Linked DNA regions of Homo sapiens: region 2 is linked to region 1. A link is a loop called in an ENCODE intact Hi-C map of the cell type or tissue named here. Cell type or tissue: gastrocnemius medialis. All regions are shown on one strand. Links, peaks and the distances in the headings refer to the core of each region. The heading gives the core; the rest is flanking DNA. Region 1 overlaps ABCC1 (ATP binding cassette subfamily C member 1 (ABCC1 blood group)). Region 2 overlaps ABCC1 (ATP binding cassette subfamily C member 1 (ABCC1 blood group)).

What was found. A loop is a pair of places that touch in the nucleus more often than their neighbours do. Peaks named below come from ENCODE experiments on the same cell type or tissue, not always from the same donor. Only the 100,000 strongest peaks of a DNase experiment are listed, where the experiment ranks them.
Region 2: a loop joins it to region 1, with 1.9 times the contacts of the local background. A loop is called at or near these places in 2 of 110 quality-filtered maps.

Annotation. Positions count from the first base shown.
Region 1 is chr16:15,973,459-15,977,843 of GRCh38, forward strand. The region is part of intron 1 of ABCC1 (ATP binding cassette subfamily C member 1 (ABCC1 blood group)); the gene reads left to right. Among named protein-coding and RNA genes, the nearest start is that of ABCC1, 26 kb to the left of the region's middle. In gastrocnemius medialis, for the core only: no CTCF peak of the experiment used is centred there; DNase peaks (open chromatin) are centred at 783 and 1,883; H3K27ac peaks cover 4,000 bases.
Region 2 is chr16:16,057,808-16,062,192 of GRCh38, forward strand. The region is part of intron 12 of ABCC1 (ATP binding cassette subfamily C member 1 (ABCC1 blood group)); the gene reads left to right. Among named protein-coding and RNA genes, the nearest start is that of ABCC1, 110 kb to the left of the region's middle. In gastrocnemius medialis, for the core only: no CTCF peak of the experiment used is centred there; a DNase peak (open chromatin) is centred at 2,404; H3K27ac peaks cover 4,000 bases.

The DNA.
Region 1 (4,385 bases), core at 145-4,144:
CCCAAATGTCAGTAGTACTGCAGTTGAGAAACCCTGGCATGGACGCAATCCACCTGCTGCCAGGAGTTATATACAAGCCATGTTAGGGTAATGCTGCAATATGTCCATCGTGATTGTGTTTTCTCCTGGGTGACTATCAGCAATGGTGTAGCCTGCTTGTTGGTTTTCAAGGTCCATTCTCAAGATACTATCAGATCTCCAGCAATCGTGTGATGCAGTTTAAAATGTTCATGTGAGCTGGGCGTGGTGACTCATGCCTATAATCCCAGCACTTTGGGAGGCCAAGGCTGGAGAATGGCTTGAGCCCAGGAGTTTGAAACCAGCCTGGGCAACATAGCGAGACCCAGTCTCTACACAAAATTAAAAAAAAAAAAAAATTAGCCCGGTATGATGGTGCATGGCCATGGTCACAGCTACTCAGGAGGCAGAGGTGGGATGATCACCTGGGCCTGGGAGGTTGAGGCTGCGGTGAGCCACGATTGCACCACCGTATTCCAGCTTGGGTGACAGAGTGAGACCCTGTCTCAAAAAAAAGAATGTGCATATGAATTCAAGATATGTCCCTTATAGAGACTGGTGAGGACACAGCTTATTGACCCTGAAGCTGAAGTGGTTGAAATGATAGCCCTCTTGCCAGGCAAATCCTATGTGAGTGCTTCTAAAAGAACACTGTACCTTGCAGAGAGTATTCCTGGGACCTGGCAGGAATCAGGGCCTCTTGGTGACCACATGCTTTGGAAAGGGCTGTGCTTTGGCAAGTGGGAGATTTTATTATTTATTTTCTCCTGTCTGCCTCGGTTTGGCAAAAACAAACCTGGCCTGGGCATGGGCCTTGTGGAGACAAGAAGGCAGCTTGAGATTATCAGAGATCAGGCTGCTGGTGGGTTTGCCTGAGCTGGCCTGGTCAGGTAGCTTGACAATGATGCTCAGACCCCCATTAAAGTTAATTGAGCGGTTACAGAGTGGGAGTGGGGAGTGGGGGGTGTGGTGACTGCCTGTCTCCTTGAGTTGGCGTGGCTAAGAAGTAAGGGAATTTTTTAACTTTTCCTTCTTAATTCTGGAAACTTAGAAAAAAGCCTCTCACCATCCCTTAATCATTCAGTTAGAGAGACCAGGCTGTTGATATGGACATGCTGCGTTTCATGGAATCCTAGAGGCCAGTATTTATGACATACTTCCCAGTTTCAGAGATGTTAGGATATAAAAATGTAGCCAGCAGTGTTTACAGGATGGGCTAATCGAGAGACACAGACAAATATCAAAGATAGCAAAATAGGAAGAAACAGAGTCTTAGAATCAATGCAGTATAATAATAGCTTCTAGTTTCTTTCTGTTTTTCTTTTTATGATACAGAGTCTCACTCTGTCGCCCAGGCTGGACTGCGGTGGCATGATCTCGGCTCACTGTAGCCTCCGTCTCCTGGGTTCAAGTGATCCTCCCATCTCAGCCTCCAAGTCACTGGGATTACAAGTTGTTTGCCACCATGCCCAGCTAATTTTTGTATTTTTAATAGAGACAGGGTTTCACCATGTTGGCCAGGTTGGTCTTGAATGCCTGACCTCAAGTGATCCCCCCCAGCCTTGGCTTCCCAAAGTACTGGGATGACAGGTGTGAGCCACCATGCCCAGCCTCCCCCTCACTCTTAAGCACAGCTCTTCGGCAGTCAGAGATGTTGCCTGCTGTATTTCTCGTTCTGCTTTTACACATGGTTTAAAAATCCTCGCCCAAGAATGTAAGCCCCATGGCTAGTGCTACCTGCTACCTTTAGGGGTGGCCTCTCCTGGGGTGCAGGAGGTTGCACAGTTCGTTTTGTGACAGCAGGGTCATTTTTTAATCGGATCATCTGCCCCAGTTTGCTTGGCTCTTAGGTGCTTGGGAGTTCTCCTGGTTTTTTGCTGTTGTGAAATGGCCCAGCTTGTACACGTTGTTCCTTTTCTTGCTGGAGTTATTTCCTTTAGACTCCTGTCCCTAAAGTAGGATTGTTGGGTGAAAATGGGGTATGCGTGGTTAGGCTTTTCTCTGCCTGCTTTCTGGATTGCTCTTCAGATAGATTTAATCACCTTTTATTTATGTTTTGTGGTGGTTTTTTTTGTTTTTTTTGTTTTTTTTTGTTTTGAGACTGAGTTTTGGTCTTGTTGCGCAGGCTGGAGTGCAATGGTGGGGTCTCGGCTCACAGCAACCTCTGCCTCCTGGGTTCAAACGATTCTCCTTCCTCAGCTTCCTGAGTAGCTGGGATTACAGGCATGCGCCACCATCTCTGGCTAATTTTGAATTTTTATTACAGACGGGGTTTCTCCATGTTGGTAAAGCTGGTCTGGAACTCCCAACCTCAGGTGATCTGCCCGCCTCAGCCTCCCAAGGTGCTGGGATTACAGGCGTGAGCCGCCACACCTGGCCACCTTTTATTTGTTGAATGAGTGTTTAATAAGCATGTCCTATATGCATCAGGAGAATTAAATGGACATGGTCTTGCTTTGGGGGGAAATGACAGGTAGGAGAGAAAGAGACACTTAGAACTCAACAGAGGCCAGACGCGGTGGCTTACGCCTGTTATCCCAGCACTTTGGGAGGCTGAGGTGGGCGGATCACCTGAGATCAGGAGTTCGAGACCAGCCTGGCCAAAATGGTGAAATCCCGTCTCTACTAAAATATAAAATCAATCAGGCGTGGTGATGGCACATGCCTGTGATCCCAGCTACTCGGGAGGCTGAGGCAGGAGAATTGCTTGAACCTGGGAGGCAGACATTGCAGTGAGCCGAGATTGCACTACTGCACTCCAGCCTGGGCAGCAAGAGCAAAACTCTGTCTCAAAAAAGAAAAAACTCAACAGAGAAAAGGCGGATCGTTAAGGCTTCTTTGGCACTTCCTAAGTGCCAGGGACTGTTGTTAATGCCTTTGAAGTGCTAATAATGACTTAATGGTGACAAGTTCCCTGTGAAGCAGGGACTGTGATTGTTTCTACCTTATGGGTGGGGAAAGGAGGCAGAGAGAGGTGAAGTCACCCAGCTAGTAAATGACAGGACTAGACTGAAACCCAGGCAGTCTGTCTCCAGGGCCTGGCCGGTACCCCATGCTCCATCTTGCCCCATAAACACCCTGGGGTGGGCCAGAGAGGAGTCTTTTCCAACAGGCTGTGCCAGATGACTTTGGCTAATCTTGGAGGCTGGAGGATTAGTCAGTCTACTAAGGGGGCTTCAGCATTTTGGCACGTGGCTTTATGAGCTGTTTACTCCAACAGTGATGATGACAATAGCCATAGTAGTGATAATACTATGGTAGAAGTAACTGCAGCAAACTCAACCCCTAACGAGTATTCTATCTTCCCAACATTGTGTGCAATAGCCATGAGAGATGGGTGTTATTCTTTTAATTTGACACACGGGAACTGAAAGCCAGAGAGATTGGGTGGCTTCCCCCAGGCCACACAGCCTGGAAGTAGTAGGACAGGGACTCGAGCCCAGATCTGCTGCCCCAGAGCCTGTGCCCTTGACCACCAAGTCATGGTCACTCCTTTCAACCCTGCCTGCCCCTGGGCCATCTGTGTTGTGATGCCGGCTGGCCAGGATGGGGAGTGAGGATTTCAGTTTGTCATAGGGCAGGGAGATGGGTGAGGCAGGACACTCCTTGAGATGGAAGGCTCTGGGGTCGGGGGAGAGGGAGTGGTGGAGACTGGGGTGTCTCCGAAGGAGTGTTTGAAGATGACGGTGGTTTTTCCAGTTTCCTGTTCTTAGCTATATTCAAGAAAAGGGTAAGCCAGAAAATTTCCCTCTGAGTTTCACAACTTCTGGGAGCTTTTGCAAAGTCTGGGTGATGCAGCATTTTCCTGGTTTGAATCCTAAGTGAAGTTTCATTTTCCTTCACTTAACTCATTCTGGCTCTGGCCTGTCTTCCCAGCTGTATTGGCCATCTGGTCCTCTTCTGGCTCTTTGTCCCATTTATTATTATTTATTTTTATTTTTAACAGAGATGGGGTCTCACTGTGTTGCCGTCTGTTCTGGAACTCCTGGACCCAAGTGATCCTCCTGCCTCGGTCTCCCAAAATACTGGGATTATAGGCATGAGCCTCTGTGGCCAGCTTATACCCCCTAAGCTTGTGACTATCTTCTATGTGTGTCCCTCTTGGAGTGAGGTTCCCTCCTGTCTCCATGTTGGCAAATCTTAGCACCTTGGCCCTTCGAGATGGAGGTCTGTGTTGCCTAGGCTGGTCCTGAACTCCTGGTCTCAAGTGATCCTCCCATCTTGGCCTTCCAGAGTGCTGGGATTACAGGTGTGAGCCACTGTGTCCAGCCAACCCTTCTTAGATTTTACTTACTTCAAGAAGCCTGCTTTGACCTCTCAAGTGGAAATAACAACTTCCAGGAATAGAGTGATCACTGGGCATCCAT
Region 2 (4,385 bases), core at 67-4,066, 84 kb after region 1:
CTCTGTCCCCCAGGCTGGAGTACTGTGGTGCGATCATAGCTCACTGCAGCCTTGAACTCCTGGGCCCAAGCAATCCTCCTGCTTTAGTTTCCTAAGTAGCTGGGACTCCAGGTGCACTGCTACCACTCCCAGCTTGTTTCATTTGTGTTCATGATGGATGCTTGTCTGACGTGCAGATGCGCCCTGCTGGAATTACCCTTTCTCCCATTCCTTGCAAAAACAGGTTGTTCCCTGTTTTTTTTGCTGTTATGATCCATGCTACACTGAAAGTTCTGGTACCTGTCCTGGGGTATGGTAATGGGTCTATCCCTGCCTAGCTGGCTTTGAAAAGTTTAAAGACAACAGTGCAACTTACAATTTGCAAAGTTGGCCGCAAATCAGGAGACCATACAGAGATGGACTTTGGAAATTCCCTTTTTAAGCACAGTTAAAAACAGTTAATGGTGAAGGATGACTTCAGATCATGCCCCATGTTTGTTTTTTCTTTCTGTCTTTTTATTAACTGTGTCATTCTTTTTGTAATGTTGTGCTCATTACAACTATTCCTTCTTGGTCAGGTTGGCAAATTATATGTTTTTCTGGCAAGTTTCTGTGAAGCAGAGTTAAACATGTTTATGAATATGAACTTTTCTGTTAAACTACCATCTGCTTCATCTTTGTTGAGTTTCAGGTGGAATGTCTAAGGAAGCTCCAGCTGTTTCAGCATTTGCGAAAGCGTGTTCATGCTCCCACTGAATTTTCTTAGTCTTGCCTTACTTCTCTCAGGGTCTGGAACTGCAGGAGAGATGGTGTTCAAATTCAAGCCTGCATCAGAATCACCTGGAGAGCTTGTTATTATATTTTATTATTTATTCATTTATTGAGATGAAGTCCCAGTCTGTCACCCAGGTTGGATTGCTATGGCACTATCTTGGCTCACTGCAATCTCTGCCTCCCGGGTTCAAGCGATTCTTCCACCTCAGCCTCTGAGTAGCTGGGATTACAGGCATGCAGCAACCATGCTCAGCTAATTTTTAAAATATCTTTAGTGTAGAGATGGTGTTTCACCATGTTGGCCAGGCTGGTCTCGAACTCCTGACCTCAGGAGATCTACCCGCCTTGGCCTCCGAAAGTGCTGGGATTACAGGCATGAGCCACAGTGCTGGCTGTTAGCTTGTTACTATAAAACTCAGCTTTCTGGGCCCCACCCAAATTTTCAGTTTTAGTAGGTCTGGTTGGGGCCTGAGTATTTGCTTTCCTAACATATCCCTAGGTGCTGCTGCTTCTGGTTCAGGTTGACATGTAGAGACACCGGAGTGGATCCTCACTGCCTAAAGTCTGGTCCGTGGACCAGCAGCCATGGCATCACCTGGTGCTTGTTAACGGTGCAGAATTTCAGGCCTCAGCCCAGATCCACTGAAACGGAATCTGAGTTGTAACTAGTTCTCTAGGTGGTGTGTATGCACATTAAATTTCGAGAGAGACTGGCAGAAAGTAGGAGTAAAGAAACTTTTTCTGTAAATACTTTCGGAATTCCGGGCCATACAGTCTCTGTCACAAATACCAGTCTCTTCCAGCGTAGTGCAAAAACAGCCTTAGATAATATGGAAATCGATGGGTGTGGCTGTGTTCCTGTAAAAAAGTATTTAGAGACACCAAAATTTGAATTTTATAGAATTTGCATGTGTCATGTAATATTGTTTTGATTTTTTTAACTTTTAAAAAATATGAAATCTGGCTGGGCGCAGGGGCTCATGCCTGTAATCTCAGCACTTTGGGAGGCCGAGGCGGGCGGGTTGCTTGAGGCTAGCAGATTGAGACCAGCCTAGCCAACGTGGTGAAACCCCGTCTATACTAAAAATACAAAAATTAGCTGGAAGTGGTGGTGCGCACCTGTGGTCATAGCTACTCGGGAGGCTGAGGCAGGAGGATCGCTTCAACCCAGGAGGCAGAAGTTGCAGTGAGCCAAGATCATGCCACACACTCCTGGCTGGGCAACAGAGTGAGACCCTTTCCTGCTGCTGCCCCCCCACCCCCTCCCAGCCCCCCACAAAAAAAAATTAGCCAGGTGTGGTGGAGCATGCTGGTCATCCAAGCTTTTTGGGAGGCTGAGGTACGGGAATCGTTTGAACCCGGGAGGCGGAGATCGCAGCGAGCTGAGGTCACGCCACTGCACTCTAAGCCTGGGCAACAGAACAAGACTCTGTCTCAAAAAAAATAAAAAAAATGAAATCAATGCTGAGCTCATGGGCCGTATGTAAACAGGTGTGGGCCAAATGTGGACCTGAGCCATCCTTGTTGGCCAGCCCCTGGCTTAGAGGACTGGAATGTTCTTCTGAGAATCAGGACACCTGCCACATTCTACTGCCAGCTCACAGTGTGACCCCAAAGCTGGTCATCTCACCTCGCTGGCTCTAGATTTTGTCACATGGAAAATGAAGGGGTTAGATTCCAAGCATGTCAAATACTGGGCCCTGTCCTCCTTCCTCATGCCCACAGCAGACACCCACAGTCACTCATGGGGTTCTTTCCCACTGAGTTATGTTCAAGCAGCCCTCCAGGTGACTGGTGCCAGTGGCCTAGAGTTGAGCAAGAAATGACATCTTGTTGCCCTTCTGTAACTCCATGTTCCCTAAGATCACTTCCAGCTCCAATGCCCCTGCATTCTGCCTTGTACATTGCATTCTTCTTACACTCCAATACCTTGACTTTACCGGGGTGCGTTGATGAACTCTCTCTTTTTTTGTTTTTTTTGGGACTGAGTCTCACTCTGTCACCCAGGCTGAAGTGCAGTGGTGCCATCTCAGCTCACTGCAACCTCCATCTCCCAGTTCAAGCAATTCTCCTGCCTCAGTCCCCCGACTAGCTGGGATTACAAACATGCACTACCATGCCTTGTTAATTTTAATATTTTTAGTAGAGATGGGTTTTTGTCATGTTCGCCAGGCTGGTCTCGAACTCCTGACCTCAAGTGATCTACCTGCCTTGATCTCCCAACGTGCTGGGATTACAAGCGTGAGCCACCGCGCCTGGACTCTCCTTTTTTTTTGAGAAGGAGTCTTGCTCTCTCGCCAGGCTGGAGTGCATTGGCACGATCTCAGCTCACTGCAATCTCTGCCTCTTGGGTTCAAGCGATTCTCCTGCCTCAGCCTCCTGAGTAGCTGGGATTACAGGCGCCTACTACCATGCCCAGCTAAGTTTTGTATTTTTAGTAGAGACGGGGTTTCACCAGGGTTCAAGCAATTCTCCTGCCTCAGCGTCCGAGTAGCTGGGAGTACAGGCGCACGCCACCATGCCAAGCCAATTTTTTGTATTTTTAGTAGAGATGGGGTTTAGCCGTGTTGGCCAGGCTGGTCTCAAACTCCTGGCCTCTAGTGGTCCACCCACCTCGGCCTCCTAAAGTGCTGGGATTACAGGTGTGAGCCGCCATGCCCGGTGGGTCTTACTTTATAAAGTAGGAAGTAATGTATTTGCATATGGTGAAACATAATTAAAGCTGCACCAGATGGTATTCATACAGCCGGACTTCGCACGTGGCCACCTCAGCCTGCTGACATTCGCCAACAGGTCATCCTTTGTCCCTGTGTTGTAGGGCCTGGACTGCACATTGCAGGATGTTTCCCAGCATCTGTGGCCTCTACCTGCCAGATGCTAAGTCGTACCTCTCCCTCTTCTTCCCAGTGGTGACAATAGAAAATGGCTCCAGGCATTGCGAAGTGTCCCCTTGGGGGACAGAATTCTCCCAGTTGAGAACCACAGTCAATAGTGAAAGGCCCAAGCCCTTCCTCCTAACACCAGTCACCTTGCTTCCCTCTCTCCATGTTTCTTGTGTGTTTTTCCAGAGTCCACGTCTGTATCACTGTAATGGTGGATACATGTCATACATGTAGTTATGGTTACTTGATTCTGTTTACTTTACTTTTATACAAGTGATAGTAAGAGTCATACATAAATACATACAAAATGGCTTTTTTTTTCTTTTTTTCTTTTTTTTTTTTTTTTTTTGAGATGGGGTCTCACACTGCCGCCCAAGCTGGAGTGCAGTGACATGATCTTGGCTCACTGCAACCTCTGCCTCCCAGGCTCAAGTAATCCTCCAACCTCAGCCTCCCAGGCAGCTGGGACTACAAGCATGCACCACCATGCCCAGCTAATTTCTGTAATTTTGCAGAGACAGGGTCTCACTTTGTTGCCCAGGATGTTTTCAAACTCCTGAGCTCGAGCAGTCCGCCTGCCTCTGTCTCCCAAAGTGCTGGGATTGTAGGTATGAGCCACTGCACCTGGCCTTGATGGCATTTTGAAAGGTCTTGTCTCAGAGGAAAAGATACAAGCCAGAGGGCGCTGGTGATGAGGTTTGGTCTGTGCCTTGTGTCCCGCTTAGGAGGGGATGGGCAGCGTGTTCTCAC